3 separate regions of the Homo sapiens genome follow, and regions 2 and 3 are each linked to region 1. Evidence: chromatin loops called from intact Hi-C (ENCODE). Cell type or tissue: heart left ventricle. All regions are shown on one strand. Each heading gives the region's core, and the rest is flanking DNA. Links, peaks and the distances in the headings are about the cores only.

Region 1 (7,569 bases), core at 1,133-6,132:
AATTTTTTTTTTAAATTTAAGATGGACTTTCTTTTGCTGTTGTTGCCCAGGCTGGAATGCAATCTCCAACTCCAGGGTTCAAGTGATTCTCCTCCCTCAGCCTCCTAAGTAGCTGGGATTACAGGCATGCTCCACCACACCTGGCCCTTTTTTTTTTTTTTTTTTGAGACGGACCGTCAATCTTGTTGCCCCAGTTGGAGTGCAATGGTGCAATCTCAGCTCACTGCAACCTCCATCTCCCACGTTCAAGCAATTCTCCTGCCTCAGCCTCCCGAGTAAGTGGGATAATAGGCGCCCGCCACCACGCTCAGCTAATTTTTTGTATTTTTAGTAGAGACAGCGTTTTACCATGTTGGCCAGGCTGGTTTCGAACTCCTGAACTCAGGTGATCCACCTGCCTTGGCCTCCCAAAGTGCTGGGATTATAGGCGTGAGCCACCATGCCCGGCCTGCAACTTTTATATTTATTTCTTAGAGGCAGGGTCTTGCTCCTTTGCCCAGGCTGGAGTGCAGTGATGCAATCATAGCTCACTGCGACCTTGAACTCCTGGGCTCGTTACCCTCCCACCTCAGCCTCCCAAAGTGCTGGGATCACAGGCATGAGCCATCGTCCCCAGCTGGGAAGGGCAGTTTATGTTTGTTTATTTTGTGAGGCAGAGTCTCACTCTGTTGCCCAGGCTGGAGTGCAGTGGCGTGATCTCAGCTCACTGCAGCCTTGACCTCCCTGGGCTCAAGTGATCCTCCCACTTCAGCCTCCTGAATAGCTAGGACTATGGGCGTGTGCCACTGTGGCCAGCTAATTTTTGTAGAGATGGGGTTTCACCATACAGCCTAGGCTGGGAGAAGCAATTTAAATAATGTAGTATTTTGTACACCGTACAGATGGTTCCCAACTTATGATGGCTCAACTTTATGATGGTGTGAAAGCTATATGCATTCAGTAGAAATCATACTTTGGGTACCTATCAATCATTCTTTCACTTTCAGTACAGTATTCAATAAATTACATGAGATATTCAATACTTTATTGTAAAATAGGCTTTGTGTTAGATAATTTTGCCCAAATGCAGCTAACGTAAGTGTTCTAAGAATATTTAAGGTAGGCGAAACTAAGCTATGATGTGTGGTAGGTTATGTGTATTAAATGCATTTTCGACTTAAGATATTTTTGATTTAGGATGGGTTTATCAGGATGTAACCCCATCATAAGTCAAGGAGCATCTGTACGTTACTTTATGTATTCGTATATATAAAGGATTCTATTCACAAAACCATGTATGCTGCATTTAACAAATAATTTGAGGAATTTTAAAGAGTATTTTTAACCATATACATTTGTGCTGATTTTAGATTCTGCCCTGACCCTAACCCCCTTAAGATTCAGCAGCTCTCTGTAAGAGAGTAGGGACTGATACAAATAAGGGAGTGGTCAGCTTTGCTGAAGGGTAGGTGGGTAAGGAAAGCTTTATGGAGGCATGACACGTGAGTTGTGTCATTTCAAGGTGAGGGTTAGCCAGTCTAATGAAGAAGAAAAGGGAATTCAAGTTAAGAGAACATGCAAAGGCATAGGGGTTCAAAGTTGAGACAGGTTTCAAGGGTTGCAAATAAGATGGCATGGGCCAAGTGTAATGGCTTCATGCCTGTAATTCCAACACTTTGGGAGTTAAAGGTGGGAGGATTGCTCAAGGCCAGGAGTTTGAGACCAGACTGGGTAACATAGTGAGACCCCATCTCTCTCTCTTTTTTTTTTTTAAAGTATAAAAATTTATTTTTGGCCAGGCGTGGTGGCTTACGCCTGTAATCCCAGCACTTTGGGAGGCCAAGGCGGGCGGATCACGAGGTCAGGAGATCGAGACCATTTCTGTCAACATGGTGAAACCCTGTCTCTACTAAAAATAGAAAAATTAGCTGGGTGTGCTGGCATGTACCTGTAGTCCCAGCTACTCTGGAGGCTGAGGCAGGAGAATTGCTTGAACCAGGGAGTTGGAGGTTGCGGTGAGCCGAGATCGCGCCACTGCACTCCAGCTTGGTGACAGAGTGAGACTCTGTCTCAAAAAAAAGAAAAAGAAAGGTCTGTAACTCGAACATCATTTGGTGGGCTAAGTGCTTTACTTGCAGGGTCATTTAATCCTCATTTCAACCCCTTTTATAATTGAGGCGACAGGCCCAAGGTCCCTCTCCCGGGATGTTTTGGAAGAACAGTTCAAACCTTGGTTTTGGTGGGTGTAGAATCTGTTTCTTACTTTGGAGCCATCTGGTAGTACAACAGCCATGGTGTCCTAACATAGCCAACCTAGCCATGGCTAACCTCCATGTCCTCGTCAGACCCCAGACCCAGACATCATCAGGTTTTGAACTCCCTTAGTCTGGCTCCAGAGCATGTGCCATAACGCAAAATTGCAAGGTTAGTACTGTCCAGTCCTTTGATCCGCAGCAGTGTGTGGAAGAGGCAGATAGAGGAGCATTTGAGTCTGGGTGTTTTTGGAGGCTTCTCATACCTGATTGGTCCCTATAATTATGAGGAAGAGAGGGATGGACATGGTTGGAGTGTAGGCATCAGCGGAAGTCAGATCCTGCCCAGACCAGCTCCCCATCCTCTGCCTATGCTATCAGCCTTGACGCACCCTTCCTCAGCACACTGGGCATCCAGGAGAAGTACCTGGCACCCTCGAACCAGTCAGTGGAGCAGGAAGCCATGCAGCTGTAGCAACAAGGTGGACCCTGGAGAGCAGGATGCATAATCCAGCACTGGGGAAAGTGGAGGCTCCTGATGCAGGCTGCAGACCCAAGAGCAAGTCCTCCCAGCCAGAGCTGGCGGGCTGGCAAGGGGATATTCAGCTCTGCAAAGGACTTCTGGCCAAAAAGCCAGACATGGTGCCAAGCAGAACACCCCCCATACTGTCAGTGGTGTCCGTGAGCTCTGGGCCCTGCCACCAGAAAGTCGAGCACTGGTCCTAGTCAGGCTGTGATGAAATGTGCTACAATACAAGAGTTTATTTTCTACTTTTTGTGACTTCCAAACTTTTCTTCAGTCTTCCGGGCCCAGGGGTTTGGGGAAGAATGAGGGAGTGTCACCTAGCCTTGGAATAATCAGTATTTCCCCAAAGCATATAATTCACATTCAGTCACATAGGATTTACATTCAGTCTCCAGTCATGTGTTTTTATTAATCTTCAGTTTTTGGTTCTGAGGTTTGTTTTTTAAAAGATGGGGTCTTGCTATATGGCCCAGGCTGGACTCAAACTCCTGGGCTCATGTGATCTTCCCGCCTCAGACGCCTGAGTAACTGGGACTACAGGTGTGAGCCACCATGTCCCACAATTTTCAGTTTTAACAGAGCCTCAAGCTTCAGCTTTCACAGGCAACACTTCCTAACTAGAACTTTGTTAATGTTTTATATTCACTGTATTTGTTTTATGGTTTTATTCTATTGTTGACAAGTGTTAACTAGTTTTCCATTTACAGTAGTGGTTAAAAGTTTACTTCAAGGCTGGGTGCGGTGGCTCACGCCTGTAATCCCAGCACTTTGGGAGGCCGAGGCAGGCGGATCCCAAGGTCAAGAGATCGAGACCATCCTGGCCAACATGGTGAAACCCCATCTCTACCAAAAAATTTTTTTAATTAGCTGGGCATAGGTGGCGCGTACCTGTAGTTCCAGCTACTTGGGAGGCTGAGGCAGGAGAATCATTTGAACCCAGGAGTCAGAGGTTACAGTGAGCTGAGATTGCACCACTGCACTCCAGCCTGGTGACAGAGCGAGACTTTGTCTCAAAAAAAAGGTGTACTTCAAAAATGAAATACAAGGCTGGGCGTGTTCACTCATGCCTGTAAGCCCAGCACTTTGGGAGGCTGAGGCGGGCGGATCACCTGAGGTCAGGAGTTCGAGACCAGCCTGGCCAACATGGTGAAACCCCTCTCTACTAAAAACATAAAAATTAGCTGGGCATGGTGTTGCACGCCTATAATCCCAGCTATTGGGGAGGCTGAGGCAGAAGAATTGCTTGAACCCAGGAGGCGGAGGTTGCAGTGAGCCAAGATTGTGCCTACATTCCAACCTGGGCGACAGAGCAAGACTCTGTCTCAAAAAAAAATAGTAAGTTGTGTAAAGAAAAATATTAATTATATAATATGGCAGTTCCTATGAGAGTGTGGCAAAAATCAAGAGGGCTTGGAAGTTTTTTCTTTGCTCTTGCAACTGGCTGGATGCAGTTCATATATTTTTCAACCAGTAGGTGGCACCCCAACCTAATTTTTTGCAGTTGTAACCTGGTGGCAGAAGGGGCAGGACTGATGGCTTGGGCAAGACTGTTATGCCAAGTTTTATTTGCATGTATTTGGACTTTCTTTTTTTGGAGACAAAGTCTCTCTCTGTCGCCCAGGCTGGAGTCCAGTGGCACAATCTCGGCTCACTGCAACCTCCGCCTCCCAGGTTCAAGCAATTCTCTGCCTCAGCCTCCCGAGTAGCTGGGATTACAGGCGCCTACCACATGCCCGGCTAATTTTTGTATTTTTAGTAAAGACGGGGTTTCACCATGTTGTTCAGGCTGGTCTTGAACTACTGACCTCATGATTTACCCGCCTTGGCCTCCCAAAGTGCTGGGATTACAGGCGTGAGCCACTGCACCCGGCCACATTTGGACTTATTAACACATATGAAGTGCTTGGTATTTTAGAGTGCTTCCACACACACAATCCTCATTAGAGATAGACAGGATGGGGAGAATTAATAAGCCATTGCCCGTGTTACAGTGAGGAAGCAGAAAGATGAGAAGTTTGAACTTTGGTCAGCCTGGCTTTCTCATAACCCATTTTGCTGACTAAATTGCGAGTATCCCTCCTTTGGTATATTTATTGGTGAGAAGTCACAGCCCTTGTCCCACAGGTTTTGCAGCCAATCAGGAGAAAGAAATTAGGCACCTGTAAAGTATTACTGAATCATAGATAGTTCACCAGTGGTTTGGGCAGTTGGCAAATTAATTTAGGGACATCTGTTCTGAAACAGCATTGAAATAGGACTGACTGCTTTGCTTTCTGGTTGTGGCAGCCAGAGCCAAAGGCAGATGAATGAGGGGCTATGAGGAGGCTACTGTGGCTGGAACAGTATGAAAGCAACCTCAGCTCCCACGCCTGGCTGTAAAGGGGATAATAACTGGGTGCTGCTTCCCAGCCTCTTTCATCTGAGAAGTTCAAAGCACCTCACCCCTATTAACACCCCACAGAGTAGGTAGGAAGTACCAATAGAGCAAGCCAGGAAAACTGAGGCCAGGAGGCACAGCCTGGGGCTAGCTGTGAATCACCTGTGGGGCCTAGAGCCCAGGAATCCTGACGCCCAGGCTACTGGACAAATCCTTTATCAGGGCATTAGGGTGGGTGCTATGCTTTTGAAAGCAGTACCAACGGCTGTGGTCGTGGGTTTTGATGCTTGCCACTCACAGAGGCCCCAGCTCTCACCATAACAAACCAAATGGGGGCTGGAAGGCATCCTTTACAACTTTATGGTCTCGTATGCAAGCACCCTCAGCATTCTCTGCACCCATGGAGTGGAGATGGGTGGGAGTAATCCAAGGCCTTTATTTTCAGGCCATGGTTTGACAGCAAGGGTATTTTCTTCCCCAATAAACGTAGCTTCTGTCTACCTTCCACTGGCAGCAAAATGATTTTCTGTTCTCTGCATATACTGAGGGGATCTGCACAGTGCAGAAAGGAAGATGTCCGAGATCCAAGTGAGGCCTGTTCAGTGTGAAATGTCTAGGGTAGAAGAAAGACCATCCTCCATTATGGCTGGCATGTGGCAGTCATCCTTAAGATTATTTTTAAATTTCCTAATAAATATAGGAAAGTAAAAAACTTAGAAAATGAAAGAGAAGGCCGAGCACGGTGGCTCACGCCTGTAATCCCAGCACTTTGGGAGGCCAAGGCGGGCTGATCACCTGAGGTCAGGAGTGTAAGACAAGCCTGACCAACATGGTGAAAACCTGTCTCTGCTAAAAATACAAAAAAATGAGCAGGGCATGGTGGCATGCGCCTGTAATTCCAGCTACTTAGGAGACTGAGGCAGGAGAATCGCTTGAACCTGGGAGGCGGAAGTTTCAGTGAGCGGAGATCGCGCCATTGCACTCCAGCCTGGGTAACAAGATGGAAAGTACATCTCAAAAAAAAAAAAAACGAAAATGAGTCACCCAGAATCCCATAACGGAAACTTTCTATGGGGTCATCTGTTTAAGAGAAAAATAAATTCTATATTCAAATGTATATTTTGTGTATTCTCTTTTTTTCTCATCTCTGTAAATACCTGGAGATATTTTATGTATTCTTTCAGCCTTATTTTTATACCTGGGGTGGATATTGCATTTATATAAGTGGGATATTTTATAATTGTGTTGTATCCTGCCTTTTTCAGTTAACACCATTCCATGTAATAAAAAATAGATACAATTCCTGTAATTCTAGGACTCTGGGAGGCTGAAGTGGGAGGATCACTTGAGCCAGGAGGTGGAGGCTGCAGTGAACTATGATTGTGTCACTGCACTCTAGCTTGGGCAACAGAGTGAGACCCTGTCTCAAACAATCAAGTAAATAACCTTTTTAATGTCACTTTGGTAATAGTCCATGGTTTGGCTATAACATTGTTTACCTATCCATACTCCCGTGGTTAGCCTACTACTAGCCTACAAGTCATCACCAACTTTTACTTTTGTAAATAGTGTGATTAATATCCTCGTACCCAAATCATTGTCTGAGTCTCTGATTTTTAACTTGGGAGGTAGTCCTGGAAATGAAATAACTGACATATTCCAGGTTCTGGATTCATGTTGCCAAAATGCTTTCCAAAAAATGTGCCACTTTACATCTCACTGATAGTGTCTGAAATTGCTCTTCTCATCTCCAGACCTCCCTTGACAATTCTCTACAACTTCGGGAGGGAGGAAGCCCTCTCTGAGTGTCTTAGAAGGGACCTTCCTGGTCATCCCTACTAACCACTGACATTAGGTTATATGCATTTCTTGGCTCTGAACTGGGAACCTCAACAATTAGAAGACAGTGTAGAATTGGAAGAACTTAGCAGGGACCACAGGTAATTGGAAAGGTTTCCAGCCTGACAAAGAGGCTTAGGCATGAGGGTGAGGCCCTAAAGCCCACAGAGCTGAAGCACATCCAGTCTGCCTGGATTAGCAAAATGCTCACCCGCTGGTGGCTGAGAATATAGGAAGTATGGTCCCATTAGGATCTGTGGGAAAGAGAAAGGGAAGGCCGATTTGAGGAATTCTCTGTCCCTTTCTCAAGAATCCTGAGGGGGGAGGGGAGTGGCTTCAGACCCACCCAAGCACTATTAAGGCCCTCGCCAATTTTGAAAGCAGTGAAGAGGCCCAATTATCCCGGAATCCTGGAGGGAAATTCTCTAGCAAAACACTAGTCCCCTCCTCTCTCTCTTCTCTTGTCTCTGGCTTTTGAGTCTTTACTTACCCAGCCTGATCTGGGCCATTCACTCTCTTTTCTTGTCCCGTTTAGAAGGAGTTGCAGCACATACCTCCATGGCATCAGGCCTGCTAAAGATGTGGAAACCTGTGTC
Region 2 (7,569 bases), core at 1,177-6,176, 380 kb after region 1:
AATGGTGAAACCCTGTTTCTACTAAAAATATAAAATTTAGCCGGGCATGGCAGCATGCACCTGTAACCCCAGCTACTCAGAAGGCTAAGGCCAGAGAATTGCTTGAACCTGGGAGGTGGAGGTTGCAGTGAGCCCAGATTGCACCACTGCACTCCAGCCTGGGTGACAGAGCAAGACTCCATCTCAAAAAAAAAAAGAAAGAAAGAAAATTGGGACAAAAAATAATAAAGATATAGAAAAGTTCTGAGCTTCTTACCAACCAAAACAAAGAGGGAAACAAGAATCATGCTAACCAAGAGGTTTATAAAACCAACAAACCAGCAGTTTCTTGTAATCATAAGGATTCTGGGGCCTGGTGCGGTGGCTCACGCCTGTAATCCCAGCACTTTGGGAGGCCAAGGTGGGTGCATCACCTGAGGTCGGGAGTTGGAGACTAGCCTGGCCAACATGGTGAAACCCTGTCTCTACTACAAATGCAAAAATTAGCCGGGTGTGGTGGTGCATGCCTGTAGTTCCAGCTACTCGGGAGGCTGAGGCAGAAGAATCGCTTGAACCCGGGAGGCGGAGATTGGGGTGAGCCAAGATTGCGCCTGGGCACTCCAGCCTGGGCAACAAGAGCGAGACTCTGTCTCAAAAAAAAAAAAAAAAAAAAAAAAGTATTCTGGTGGTAGCAAAATTCCCATTCATTATGGCCTACCAGTTCACTAGTAGAAAGGCCAGTCACCTGTTCTTATATGACTATAATGAGGGACTGGAAAAGAGCTGGTGGCAACAGGAGAATGAGATGGAGAAAGGTAGCCCTTACAGGATAGGGAGGAGGAAACGCAGTGCATTCGGGGTAGAGGGCACAGAATGAGCAAGGCTAGGGAGGCTATTCTATTCTCATAAAAGGAAAAATAAACAAAATGTATAAAACCAATCCCTTTCTCCCTACTTGCACGCGCGTGCACACACACACACACCCCCAATCCAACTCCAAAAAGCACTGCAAAAAAGCAAAAGCCTTTACCAAAGTTCTCGGGAGGACATTGCAAAGGGGTTACACAGCACATCTCACAGCAAGATGTTCATTCATTCATTTCTTAGAGACAGGGTCTCTGTCACCCAGGATAGAGTGGCTGCTCACTGCAGCCTCGACCTCCTGGGCTCAAGTGATCCTCCCACCCCAGCCTCCGGAGTAGCTGGGACTACAGGCGGATGACAGCACCTGGCAAATTTTGTTTATATTTTGTAGAGACAGGGTCTCTCAGTGTTGCCCAGACTGGACTCAAACTCCTGGCCTCAAGCAATCCCTCTGCCTCAGGCTCCCAAAATGTTGCTATTGCAGGCATGAGCCACACACAGAGCCCGGCAGAGATGTCCTTTCTTTTTTTTTTTTTTCCTTTTCTGTTTTCTCTGTCGCCCAGGCTGGAGTGCAGTGGCACGATCTTGATCTTGGTGGCTCACTGTAACCTCTGCCTCCCAGGTTCAAGCGAGTCTCCTGCCTCAGCCTCCCCAGCAGTTAGGATTACAGGCGCGCGTTTCCACGCCTGGCTAATTTGTTGTATTTTTGGCAGAGACGGGGTCTTGCTATGTTGCCCAGGCTGGTCTCGAACCCCTGGCCTCAAGCAATCCGCCCACCTCGGCCTCCCAAAGTGCTGGGATTACAGTTGTGCCTGGCCACTTTTACATAAAAAAAACTTTTCTGAGGGAAAAACAGGCAGGAAGAATTTCCAGGTATTTCCAGGCCGAATGGCAAAACAAGATATGACAGAAAAAAAAAGGGCCCCAAGGACTCTGCACCTCGGTCCTATCCCTGTGCAGTTTGAGCTCTTCAGCCCTCAAAGTGCCCTTCTGGCCACCACCTGGTCCTCTTTTGCAAAGACTGCACGAGAAAGGAGCCAGCCGAGGTGCCCTCAGGTCCAAGCCCTTGTGACCTGGAGCTCTTTCTCCATGTGGCTTGAGGTCCCAAGGTTTCCCCAATGCCAAATCCTTTTGAAACTGAATATGAAGGAGGGGCTCTGAGGGACCCCCATCGCTTTGCCAGGTTTTCAGAGCGCGGCCCACCCTGCAGTTGTGGAGAGAGGGAGTCGTCGCGGAGTTCCCAAACCGCTGAAGGGCAGACCTGGACCGTTCCTGGAATGTGGGAAATGAGTGCGACGGCATACTGGGGCTGCATCAGCCCGTCTCTAGAAAAACCATCGCCTCCAGATCTGGCCCCCAGATTGAGTCCCAGGATTTCCGGGCTGGTTCCAAGAACCTGATCCGGAAAATGGGCGCGGTTCCTGTCTCCTCCCCCTTCCCCTCGGGCCGGTTGGGCACAGTACTTAGGACCCAAATCTGGACCTAATGCCAAGGCCGCCCATCCAGCGCCCAGACTCAGCTGGCCTTGCGCTCCCTGAAGCCACTCGCGGGTACTGGGGACGCCCCTCCCCGTCCCGCGGCCCCTACCCCCACTTCCGCGTAGTCCCGGCTCCCGTCACCCCGCGCGCGCCCCGCGGGAACCCGAGCCCGCCGACCCCGCCCTTCCAGGCCCCGCCCCCGGTGACGCCCCGCCCCGGCACGTGCGCGCGCGTGGTCTGCCAGCTTCTCTGGCCCTGCAAGGCGACCCCTAAGCGCAATGTCCGGGACCCGCGGTCAGAGGGCCGGAGTGAGGGTGGCAGCGCTCAGGGAAGGAGGCGGAGGCAGAGGCCTCTTTCTTCCCCCGAGGTGGAGAGGGCCCCGGGTCGGAGGAGCGAGGGCCGCACCGCTGGAGCCCACTCCCGCCTCCTTCCCCACGGGCCGGCGCACTTGGGAGCTGGACAGGACGCTCTTCCTGGGCTCGGAGCAGGCGCGGGCCCGGGTTGAGCCGAGCCTGAGCAGGGGCAGGCTCTAGCTGGCGGCTGGCCAGATGCCCTCCAGGTGCGCAGCGCGTGACCTGCGGCAGGGCGGGGCGGCCCCACGAGAGTTCTTCGAGGGTGGCGGGCGAGTCACGTGAGCAGGGGTTGGGGTCCGCCGGATAATGGGGGATGCGGGAGCCCGCTGGAGGAGTGGAGGGGCGCCTTGGGGAACGGCGGTTAAGCCCCAGCGACGCTCCTGGCCTGGATGTCGGGCCGTATCCTTGTCGAGGCTGGGGAGCTGGGCCGAGGAGCCCCATCCCGCGGGCGCCGCCTCCCAGGTGGGGCGCGGAGCTCGGCTCTGCGCCGCCACCGTGTGGCCGAAGGGGGCAGCGCCTGCTTGGTGCCAGGAGGCTCCTCGGGGCTGACGGCGGGGACTCGCACGAGGCACCGAGGAGCCTCTGGCGATCGGCTTTCGATACCCTGCCCCCTTCCGAGCTAGGGTCCAGGAGTGGGGTTGAGGTTGCCATGGCGACGGGTGCGCGGGCTGGTATCTTCCTCTGGCTGCTGTGGGGCCGGGGCGTGGACACCCAGCATCTGCCCTCACCCTGCTCACTGAATCACCTTGGTGTGGACGAGGATTATCCTTCCCAAAAGCAGCCAGGCCTCCCAACAACCAACCAGCTTTTTTTGTTTTGTTATTTTTTTAAAAAAAAATAGAGATAGGGTCTCGCTCTGTTGGCCAGGCTGTCCTCCCAAAGTGCTGGGGTTACAGGCATAAGCCCCCGCGCGCAGCCCCAGCTTTCTTTTTTTTCTTTTTGCTGGAGTTAAGCAGTATGATCTCGGCTCGCTGCAACTTCCGCCTCCAAGGTTCAAGCCGTTCTCCTGCCTCAGCCTCCCAAGTAGCTGGGACTACAGGCACGAGACACCACGCCTGGCTAATTTTTGTATTTTTAGTAGAGACGGGGTTTTGCCAAGGCGAGGCCAAGGCAGGTGGATCACGAGGTCAGGAGTTCAAGACCAGCCTGGCCAACATGGTGAAACCCCATCTCTACTAAAAATACAACAATTAGCCAGGCGTGGTGGTGCGCACCTGTAGTCTCAGTTACTCGGGAGGCTGAGGCAGGAGAATTGCTTGAATCCGGGAGGCAGAGGTTGCAGTGAGTCCATATCATGCCACTGCACTCCAGTCTGGGCGACAGAGCAAGACTGTCTCAAAAAAAAAAAAAAAAAAATACCTAGGGCCCCCAGCTGTAGTCATGTCCCATTCTGGAAAACACTACCATAGGGAATTACTGGAAGTACCCTGGGGAGGTAGGATGAAGCCACTGTTGGTTGAGCAAGGTTGTCTGTGTATCAAGTAAGGAGGCTTGCTGCTTTTCATAATTCTTTCTGAGCCCCAGATCTATCAGCATATCTGATCTTAACCTTCCCTGCTGGCAACACTTCGGTGACTCCCAGTTCTCTTCCAGACAAAGAGCAAATGTCTTAACATGGCCCGCAAGGCCCTTTGGGATCTTGAGATAGGTCCACCATGGCTCCACTGGGCTGGTGAATGAGGGAATGAGATAGGAGAACCAAGAAACAGGGAGGACTTCCTGGAGGAAGTGACATTTGAGCTGAAATCTCACCAATTTATGTGCGAGAACCAGGTGATGGTGGTGAAGCGCTTTCTAGGGAGAAGGAACAGCGTGTAAACAGTTCCTGAGACAGGAGGAAACCTTGTGCATGTGACCACCTGAAAGAGGCCTGAAGAAGAAACCGGAGGAATCTGCAGAGGCCAGATCCTGAGTGCCTGGCGCATCACAGACTGTGATTTTTTTTTTTTTTTTTTGAGACAGTCTTGCTCTGTCACCCAGGCTGGAGTGCAGTTGTGCCATCCATGGCTTACTGCAGCATCGACCTCCTAGGCTCAAGCAATCCTTCCACCTCAGCCTCCCTAGCAGCTGGGACTACAGGTGTGTGCCACTATGCCTGGCTAATTTTTGTATTTTTTGTAGAGCCAGGGTTTCCCTGTGTTGCCCAGGCTTAGACTGTGATCTTAATACTGTGCTGTCAGAAGCCATTCAGAGTTCCAAGCTGGGGGGTGACTTTTATTCAATGACGTGAACAACAAATACTTCTTGAGCACCTACTACATGTAGAATGCTGGGGATTTTATAGTAACCAGACTCTTGCAATCTCTGTCATTGGGAAGCTTATACTCTTTTCTTTTCCTAATCAAAGTTATATATGCACAAAGTTTAAACAGATAAGTTTTTATAAAAACAGCAGGCTGGGCATGATTATCACACCTATAATCCCAGCACTTTGGGAGGCCAAGGTGGGAGGATTGCTTGAGCCCAGGAGTTCAAGACCAGCCTGGGCAACATAGTGAGACCTCCATCTCTACTAAGAAAACAAAAAGACATCGCCCATTCCACTGAAGCAGAGGCACCCATTTTCAACTCCTTTAACTGACTATATTTTATATTTATCTCCATATCTCGAAATAAATGTGCTTGTTTTGCTCTTTCTTGATATTTCAGTTATAGGCACTATCTCTTGTTTTTCTACCATGGAAAATAGTTTTATTTTTTGGGTTTTTGTGAGACAGGGTCTCACTCTGTCACCCAGGCTGGAGTGCAGTGGTGCCATCCATGGCTCACTGCAGCCTCGACCTTCCTGGTTCAAGTGATCCTCAGCTCAGCCTCTTGAGTAGCTGGGACAATAGGTGCGCACCACCATGCCAGGCTAATATTTTTTTCTGTTTTTTGTAGAGATGGGGTCTCACTTTTGTTGCCCAGGCTGGAGGACGATAGTTTTAACACTTCCCATCACCAGCCATACGGATAATCCCCATCTCTCTAAACTGCCATCATAATTTTGTTTTGTTCAATTCTCATTGTTTACATTATTCGACGGCGCTATGATTCCTTTCCTCTACAACTTTTTGTTTTCCTGCAGCTCTTAATTGTCCTGTTTTACCACTTGCTTAGTGTATTCCACTCCCTACCAGGTATCTAAATCTCCTCTCAAGATGTTCAGACAGGCTGGGCGTGGTGGCTCACGCCTGTAATCCCAGCACTCTGGGAGGCCGAGGCAGGTGGATCAGAGGGTCAGGAGATTGAGACCATTCTGGTTAACACGGTGAAACCCCCTCTCTACTAAAAAATATAAAAAATTAGCTGGGCGTGGTGGTGGGCGCCTGTAGTCCCAGCTACTCGGGAGGCTGAGGCAGGAGAATGGCGTGAACCCTGGAGACGGAGCTTGCACTGAGCCGAGATTGCGCCACTGCACTCCAGCCTGGGAGACAGAGCAAGACTCTGTCTCAAAAAAAAAAAAAAAAGATATTCAGACAAATCAGATACCTCAGGTTGGTCTCTCTGGAAGGTACACAGAAGAAGAGGTTTGTTAGGGATCAACACCTATGAAAGGAAGTGGGAGGAAGCAGGATTGGGCAGAAGTCAAACTACAGTGCAGGCCTGGCAAAGCCTAGGCCAACCTGGCAAGGAGCTCTGGAGTGAGTTTTGCCCATCAGAGTGTGCCAAGCCTGGCTGGAATGGCCAGGCCTTTATACCACTGCCTGGCTCAGTCACCTGATGGGGGCCGCCCTGGGGAAGGATGAGGAAGGATGTGGAAGGATGTGATCTTGGGCGAGGAGGCTGTCTGCATCTGAGGCCAGCCCTGGAGCTGACAGCTGGAGGCTGTCTGCTGTCCAAACTCCCTGCAGCTGGGCAGCAGGCCCTTCCTTGAACAGCGGGCGGGGTGGGGGGTGTTGGGAGGCTCATCTCCATGACTACCACATCAATCTTCTATCACTTTCATGTTCTTGAAGAAGTTTTCTTGGAGTCCTCTGTTCTGCTCCAGTCTGGAGTGTTTGCCCTTTATACCTGGTGAGCAGGTATCACTCTGGGCAGGGAAAGATCCAGATTGTTTAGGGTCTAAAACTTATGCAGGCATGGTGTGGTGGCTCAGAATTTTGGGAGGCCAAAGTGAGAGAATCTAGGCCAGGAGTTCAAGACCAGCCTGGGCAACGTAACAAGCCCCACTTTCTACCATCAGTCATTCAGTCCAAAATTATCTGGGTGTGGTGGAAGTTGAGGCAGGAGGATTGCTTGAGCCCAGGAGATCAAGGCTGCATTGAGGCGTGTTTGCGCCACTGTATTCCAGCCTGGGCAAAAGAGTGAGGCCTTGTCTCAAAAAAAAAAAAAAAAAAGCTTATACATTCTGAGTCCTTTTATTTATTTAGAGACAGTCTGGCTCTGTCATCCAGGCTGGAGTGCAGTGGCGCCATCTTGGCTCACTGCAACCTCCACCTCCAGGGTTCAAACGATTCTTGTGCCTCAGCCTCCCGAGTAGTTGGGATTACAGGCGTGTGCCACCACGCCTGGCTAATTCTTTTATATTTTTAGTAGAGACAGGGTTTCACCATGTTGGCCAGGCTGGTCTCTAACTCCAGGCCTCAGGTGATCCACCTGCCTCAGCCTCCCAAAGTGCTGGGATTACAGGCATGAGCCACTGCTGGCCTTTTTTTTGTTTTTGTTTTTGTTTTTTTGAGACGGAGTCTCAGTCTGTCACCCAGGCTGGAGTACAGTGGCACGATCTCTGCTCACTGCAGCCTCCGCCTCCAGGGTTCAAGCGATTCTTCTGCCTCAGCCTCCCGAGTCTCAGTGGTGTGATCTCTGCTCACTGCAGCCTCAAACTCCTGAGCTCAAGCAATCCTCCCACCTCAGCCTCCTTAGTAGTAGCTGGGACCACAGGTGCTTACTACCATGCCCAGCTAGTATTTTGC
Region 3 (7,569 bases), core at 1,177-6,176, 280 kb after region 1:
GTCTGTCCCCTCCACTCCCACTTTCCTGACCTCTCTTACATCTTTCCCTTGGCTTATTCTATTTAGCTACAATTGGTCTCCTTCAACAAGGAAACTCCTGTGTCAGGACCTGTGCATTTGCTGTGCCCTCTGCCTGGCAAGCTCCTCCCCCTCATATTTATATGGCTTGTTCTCCCTCTTCTTTTATGTCTCAGCTCAAATCACCTCATCAGTGAGTTCTTTCTGTCTACCCTTTGTAAACTAAAAAAACTCTGTCCAGCCGGGCGCGGTGGCTCACACCTGTAATCCCAACACTTTGGGAGGCCGAGGCGGGCAGATCACAAGGTCAGGAGATCGAGACCATCCTGGACAACATGGTGAAACCCCATCTGTACTAAAAATACAAAAAATTAGCTGGGCATGGTGGCGCGTGCCTGTAATCCCAGCTACTCAGGAGGCTGAGGCAGGAGAATTGCTTGAACCAGGGAGTCGGAGGTTGCATTGAGCTGAGATCACACCATTGCCCTCCAGCCTGGCAAGAGAGTGAGACTCCATCTCAAAAAAAAAAAAAAAAAAAAGACTCTGCTCAAACCATAATTTCTATCTCCCTTAACACTGCTTTATGATTCTCAATACCCTCATTATCATTTAATACACTATAGGTCTACTTACTTATTATTTTGATCCTTCCCATTAGAATGTAAGTTGCATGAGAATAAGAACTTTATTTTATTTTCTGTTCTTAGAACACTGTTTTCAGCTCTGATAACACTGCCTGGCACATAGTAGGTGAATAGAGGCAGTTGACTAAAGAATAGGACCGATGTTTTCAATGACTGAATTAACAGAAAGACAAAGTCATTCTTCTGAGGATGGGAAAGCATGTTGTAAACTAGGAAATGATATAAAAAGTTTATTTCTTCCAGTTGGTTCTTGATTTCTAAGTCTTATGATCCTCTTTGAAAACCTTTACTAAATAGAGTAGACTCAAATGATCTTGGATGCAATGCTGACTCTTGGTAGGCCACCAAATACATAACTGGGTGTCAGGAAATGCGGTCTTGCCATCTTTCTCAGGCTCACTGCCATAGCTAGCAAGGACCTCTTGCTCCTTTCTTAGGTATCCTTGCATGCCTTTGGCTTTTCAGAATTTTTTATTCTGGGGAATGGGAGTGATGGTTGATGCCCTGTCTGTAGTTGAGATTCTGTACAGGGAAAGTCATTCAGTTAAATCAAGCAGTATTGAATTCCTAATTGACACAAATGAGACAGACAGACAGCTGGAGGAGTGGGGGAGGGACAGAGAGCAGGTGCCCTGAATAATGGACAAAGAAGAGAGGCAGAATATAAATTGAAGCTAATGGTGAAGAAGCTCACTGTGAGTCTAGATTTTGTGCCACAAGAAAAGTAAACTTTGCCACAGCTTACTTTACGTAGAGCGGAAAGGATCCAGTGGTGTTTTTGCCAAGGATAAGGCAACAAGTTCCAAATGCTTGTGCCATTTTGGCTGCCCTGATGGCCAAGTTTGCCTCTTTTCAGGTACCATCATTTGTGAGAATCACTCTTAGTAAAGTCCTCATTCTGTGTTTTTTTCCAAAACAAACTTAATCACGTAGTGTTTGAACGAAAGAAACTGCTTTGAAAATTCTATTTGTCAAACAAAGGGATTCTTAACACGTAAGTTAGGAAGGTGAAGGGAAGGATGTTTCTAGATCTTCAAATGCCAGACATAGGGGGCATTCCTGCAGAGAAGGCATGTATCTTGTCAACTCCAGAATTTCCTCTGAGAATGCTGGGGGCTTTTTTCCTCTCAGTCCCCTCTTGATCAGAGCTTTGACTCCCCAGCTCAGACAGTTCTTTTCTGTAGCCATGGGAATTGCTCCCATAATTAGCAGTGTCTCCTGCCTGGAACTCAGACAAGTAAATGTTCAAACCTGGCAGCCGATCCTGGGAAGGAGAGCTGATTAAATCTTTCCTGTCGAGAGGCACCTTTTTGATTTGAATGTGACACCTACATCCCCCACCTCAGGTTTGTCTGGGGGAAGCAGTTTTGCCCATATCTTCATAACTGAAGATCCTGGTATTTTAAAGACACATTTAATCTTAAAAGGAGCCCATTGGTTTCCCAAGTTAAGTAACTTAGGAAAAAGCCTAGGCTTTTTTCCTCTCCTGGCCCCTTCTCCACTAAACACCACCCTGTGTTTGGTATGATGAAAGCTCCTGCTACACAGGTATCATCAAATGCCAGAGGCCTTGAGAAATAAAACGAGTTCAGAACACCACTAAGTACACATAAGTATTAACTACAAATGGAGGAGTGAAAGAGCAGGCAAACTATTTCTTTAGAAGTTTTAGTAAGACGGGCTGGAACCATCAAGCCCCAAAGTGAATACTCTTGGTGATATTCCGTTCCAGGAAAGCTTTCTACAGGCGGAGGTGTATTCTTATCTGGATGTAGCTGGATTATGTACTACCATTCAAACACTTTTGGGAGAGACAATATCCATTTTCCTACTGACATCAAGGCAGCCTTTTAAGTTTATCCAGATTTATTTTGGTTAGTGCAATAAAAAAGCAAGGTTGGAGAATTATGTTTAACAAAAATAAAGTCATTGTATGCTTAAAGTTTCCCACTGAAAGCTGCTTTTAAAGCAGTTTGCTGCTGCTCAGCTCCAGTCACCTCAGCAATACTTGCATTCAGTCAGATTGGCTGTGAACAAAGCAAATTTACTTCACACACAACAGCCCTAAACCTCCACTCTCAGGACAGAAGTCTTCCTTAGCAATGTTTTCTACATGGCTCTGGTTAAGGGCCATTCACTTACCTCTAACCTCTTTCTCCTGGGAGACAAAGGCACCTTTGGGCTGAAGTGACACAGGAGAGTTAGAATCAGATTTGTTATCGACATTGCAGCCTTCAGTTTCAGTAAGAGGCTAAATCTGTCTATTCCAACTACAGGAAGGCAATCTTTATAACCCCTGGAGCACTTGGCCAATTATGCACCTGCAAATATACCATACAGGACATTTCAGGTTCCTAGGCACTTTGAAAACCGATACTTAAACAGACTCAAGGGATGCTATCACCCACCTCGAATAATAGCTGCTTTGGAATCTGTTATTGGCACCAGAAAAAGAAAGAGTCCTCTGAAGTCATTCTAAAGCCATTTTTATTGTGCATTTTCAAACAAAGAACCTCACCAAAAGAACTTCTGTTACAAAATCAGGGTAGAAAGTCAAACTCATCTCATCTAAGAGTCAATTACCCTGGCAATTTTGTGAGGCGATGGGAAATGAGCGTTAGAGGAGAGGACTGTGGGGAGGAGGTGGGATTGGCTTTTAAAATCCCCTGGGTGAGAAGGGTGTTCCCACTGACTCTAAACCCTAACAATTGCAACAGAAGGGCCTCTGTGACTTTCTGGCTATAAACTTTTTATGATTATTAACTGAGGAAACCTAGAATATGTGGAATTTTAACAGTTGGCTTTCAACCTCCATTTGCTCCTTTCTCAGAAACTTGGTTTTGCACAGTGTAATAATCTAAGGCTCAGAATTTATGTTAGTTACCTTGCTGTTCCTTGATAAAAAGCTACCTTCTTACATATCTTACTTCCAATAAAGAGGCAGATTCCCTATGTACTGTTTATCTCGGGAAAGAAATACATGTGGGAAAAGAAGCAATTTTCTTCTCATTGCAATTAAATTAAATCATGACCACCTGTTGTGGGATTATCCTGCCATCTGCTGTTCAAAAGAGAAACAACAGCAGAGAACCAGAAAGAAGAGGCAAAATGTTGGAAAGCTTTGCTCCCAGATGTCCATCAGTTGATTACGGTTATTGGTATAGTTAAAATTTTCAGTGTTACACCTCTTTTAGAATTTATCTATCAGGTTTTCCAGTGTTCACTGAAATTTGTCTCTTAGACAAGTTCTAAAAGAGCTGTAACACTGAAGATGGTTCTCTTCTCTGGAAAAACTTCCCACGGGAAAAACAAAAATCTTCCTTTAAAAATTTTTTTAAAGGATCTCACTTTCTTTCTTTCTTTCTTTTCTTTTTTTTTTTTTTTTTTTGAGATGGAGTGTCGCTCTGTTGCCCCGGCTGGAGTGCAGTGGCGTGATCTTGGCTCACTGCAACCCCCACCTCCTGGGTTCCAGCGATTCTCCTGCCTCAGCCTCCAGAGTAGCTGGGATTACAGGCATGTGCCACCATGCCAGACTCATTTTCGTATTATTATTATTTATTAATAATAGCTATTGTTTTAGTAGAGACGGGATTTCACTATGTTGGCCAGGCTGGTCTTGAACTCATGACCTCGGGTGATCCACCCGCCTCGGCCTCCCAAAGTGCTGGGATTATAGGCATGAGCCACCAAGCCCGGCCTCACTTTCTATTTATTTAATTTTTTTGAGACAGGGTTTGCTCTGTTGCCCAAGTTGGAGTACAGTGGCATGATTATGGCTCACTGCAGCCTCTAACTCCTGGGCTCAATTGATCCTCCCACCTCAACCTCCCAAGTAGCTGGGACCACAGATGTGCGCCACCCCAACCAGCTAATTTTTGTTTTTATTTAAAAAATTTTGTTGAGACAGAGTCCACTCTGTTGTCCAAGCTGGAGTGCAGTGGTGTGATCATGGTTCACTGCAGCCTTGACCTCCCAGACTCAAGTGATCCTCCCACCTCAGCCTCCCAAATAGCTGGGACTACACCACTATGCTCAGCTAATTTTTGTATTTTTTGTAGAGATAGTGTCTCCCTATGTTGCCCAGGCTGGTCTCGATCTCCGGGGCTCAAGTGATCCTTCTGCCTCGGTCTCCCAAAGTGCTGGGATTACAGGTATGAACCACTGTGCCTGGGCTGATTTTTTTTAATTTTTAAATTATTATTATTATTTTTTTGAGACTTGCTCTGTTGCCCAGGCTGGAGTGCAATGATGCAATCTTGACTCACTGCAACCTCTGCCTCCCGGGTTCAAGCGATTCTCCTGCCTCAGCCTCCCGAGTAGCTGGGATTACAGGCACGCACCACCATACCCGGCTAATTTTTGTATTTTTAGTAGAGATGAGTTTTCACCATGTTGGCCAGGCTGGTCTTGAACTCCTGACCTCAGGTGATCCGCCTGCCTTGGCCTCCCAAAGTGCTAGGATTATAGGCGTGAGCCACTGCTCCCAGCCCTGATTTATTATTAATATTTTATTTTGTCTACAGGTTTTCCCCAATCTTTTTTGTTTGTTTGTTTGTTTTGTTTTGTTTGAGACAGAGTCCAGGCTGCAGTGCAGTGGCACGATCTCGGGTCACTGCAACCTCTGCCCCCCAGGTTCAAGTGATTCTCCTGTCTCAGTCTCCTGAGTAGCTGGGATTACAGGCACGTGCCACCACGCCCGGCTGATTTTTTTGTATTTTTAGTAGAGACGGGGTTTTGACATGTTGGCTAGGCTGGCCTCGAACTCCTAACCTCAGGTAATCCACCCACTTCTGTCTCCCACAGTGCTGGGATTACAGGCGTTAGCCACTGTGCCCGGCTGTTTCTCCCTAATCTTATCCATATCCCTGGTTTCTTCCTTGGGATTAATAGGGAAAATATGAAACTTTAATTTTCCCTCACTCTTGGCAAAATAATAATAAGATTTATAATCCTATTAAAAGGCATATTCTCCACTCAGTAATCTAAGTCATATGAGTGCGTCCCCTGGGCTTTTCATTGTCTACCACTCTAATTGTCTCCTATCTGGTCTTCCTTTCTCCAGGGCATTGTTCACACCACTGCCAGTCAGAGTAATCATTTTCCAATGCAAAATTGGTCAAGCCATTCCCCAGCTCAGAATCCTTCAATGGCTCTCACTTTCTTTCTTTCTTTTTTTTTTTTGAGTCTCGCTCTTGTCACCCAGGCTGGAGTGCAATGTGCAATGGCGCAATCCTCTGCCTCCCCGGTTCAAGTGATTCTCCTGCCTCAGCCTCCTGAGTAGCTGAGATTACAGGTGCCTGCCACCATGCCCAGCTAATTTTTGTATTTTTAGTAGAGATGGGGTTTCACCATGTTGGCCAGGCTGGTCTCGAATTAAAGTGCTGGGATTACAGCCATGAGCCACTGCACCTGGCCGGCTCTCACTTTCTTGTAGGATTAAGTTCAAGATCCTAGTCCTGACATTCAAGGCCTTTGGGTTGAATTTAAGTTCCCTGATTTATCAGGTTATTTTATACCTCTTTGATTTTGCTTGTGCTGTTTTCCTTGCCAGAAACACCCTTTCTGGCCATATATACCTGACAAACCATGCCCATCTTTTAGGTAGCTGGATGTCAGCTCTTCTGGAAATCTCTCTTGGTTTTCTGCCCCCTGATAGAACTGGTCATATCCTCTTTTGTGCCACTGGCTCCCCTTCCCCAACATACTTTAATGACATCACTTATCCCAAGGTCATATAATTTTCTATTTCCTTTTCTGTCTCCCTCACTAGAATAAAAAGCTCCTTAATAGGTTATGAGTTTCCTACTAGATTATGTATCTCAGCACCTAGAACTGTGCCTGGTTTATAGTAGATGTTTAGTAAATGTCTGTGGAATAAATCCTGTAGAATTTATCTAGCATTTTAACTTTTTTGTTGTTTGTTTGTTTAAATTTAATTAATTTACTTATTTTTGAGACAGAGTCTCACTCTGTCACCCAGGCTGGAGTGCAGTGGCACAATCATAGCTCACTACAGCCTTGACCTCACGGTCTCAGATAATTCTCCCACCTCAGCCTCCTGAGTAGCTAGAACTACAGGCACCCACCACCACACCCAGCTACTTTTTGTATTTTTGGTAGAGATGGGGTTTCGCCGTGTTGCCCAGGCTCTTCTGGAACCCTTGGGATCAAGCAATTTGCCCTCCTTGGCCTCCCAAAGTACTGGGATTACAGGCATGAGCCACCACGTCCAGCCTAGCATTTTAACTTTCAAAGGGCTTTCTCTGCACTGTTTCATTTTATCTTTTTTGATCCTGCGAGAAAGTAAGGGCAGGTATTAATTTACTGTGACCACTTTATGGATGAAGAAAGGGAAACAGCAGACAGCTGGTAAGTGGCAAAGCAAGAATTTGAGCCCAGTTTTTCTGAGAAGAGAAAACCACGACCCTGTATACTGTCGCTCTGCCCAGATCTTCTCAGATCTTCTACCAGTTCCTCCTGACCCTCCCTTGGCTTCTGTTTGTTTTTGCTCCCAGTAACCAGCTCCTGAGACGACACTTCAAAAGAGGAAGATCCTCAAGTTACTAGAATGGTTTTGTTCCTTACTTATTCCCTGGTCTCTAGCAAATGATTGATTAGATGCAGGAGTCTGAAAGACTGGCATTCTTGCCTCTGGGTAGAGTTTATACTCTTGAGCTCCTTCAGGGATTAATAGGGATTAAACTACTCTCTTGAGGACTTTGCCTGAAATCTCACCTTTGCGTGGCTTTTTGCTTTTTCCCTTCCCAGCTCAACTTCTCCTATGCCCTACTGACTTCTTGGAGCGTTTCCTTAAGACCCTGTCCCCCACCCCACCCCCGCCAAAAAAAAAAAGAGAAAAAAAAGGCTGGGCATGATGGCTCATGCCTGTAATCCCAGCACTTTGAAA

What was found. Peaks named below come from ENCODE experiments on the same cell type or tissue, not always from the same donor. Only the 100,000 strongest peaks of a DNase experiment are listed, where the experiment ranks them.
Region 2: it touches region 1 in a loop (2.2-fold over the local background); 7 of 110 quality-filtered maps call a loop at or near these places.
Region 3: it touches region 1 in a loop (6-fold over the local background); 83 of 110 quality-filtered maps call a loop at or near these places.

The regions. Positions count from the first base shown.
Region 1 is chr1:26,874,814-26,882,382 of GRCh38, reverse strand. GPN2 (GPN-loop GTPase 2) reads left to right here. Exons shown (of 5, transcript NM_018066.4): 5 at 2,634-6,251. The coding sequence ends at 2,706. GPN2-AS1 (GPN2 antisense RNA 1) reads right to left here and starts at 6,249. Exons shown (of 2, transcript NR_199049.1): 1 at 6,073-6,249; 2 at 4,138-4,265. RefSeq lists an enhancer at 7,010-7,509. In heart left ventricle, for the core only: CTCF peaks have their summits at 4,024 and 4,224 (motif pointing right); no DNase peak of the experiment used is centred there.
Region 2 is chr1:26,495,957-26,503,525 of GRCh38, reverse strand. No RefSeq gene overlaps it. Among named protein-coding and RNA genes, the nearest start is that of HMGN2, 27 kb to the right of the region's middle. RefSeq lists enhancers at 2,023-2,082, 1,496-2,153, 2,113-2,182 and silencers at 2,363-2,852, 3,063-3,242. In heart left ventricle, for the core only: CTCF peaks have their summits at 2,959 and 3,174 (motif pointing left); DNase peaks (open chromatin) are centred at 1,524, 2,485 and 3,145; H3K4me3 peaks cover 1,849 bases; H3K27ac peaks cover 1,418 bases.
Region 3 is chr1:26,598,700-26,606,268 of GRCh38, reverse strand. It overlaps LOC124904769 (U7 small nuclear RNA), which reads left to right and starts at 3,837; the gene lies at 3,837-3,900. In heart left ventricle, for the core only: a CTCF peak has its summit at 3,732 (motif pointing left); no DNase peak of the experiment used is centred there.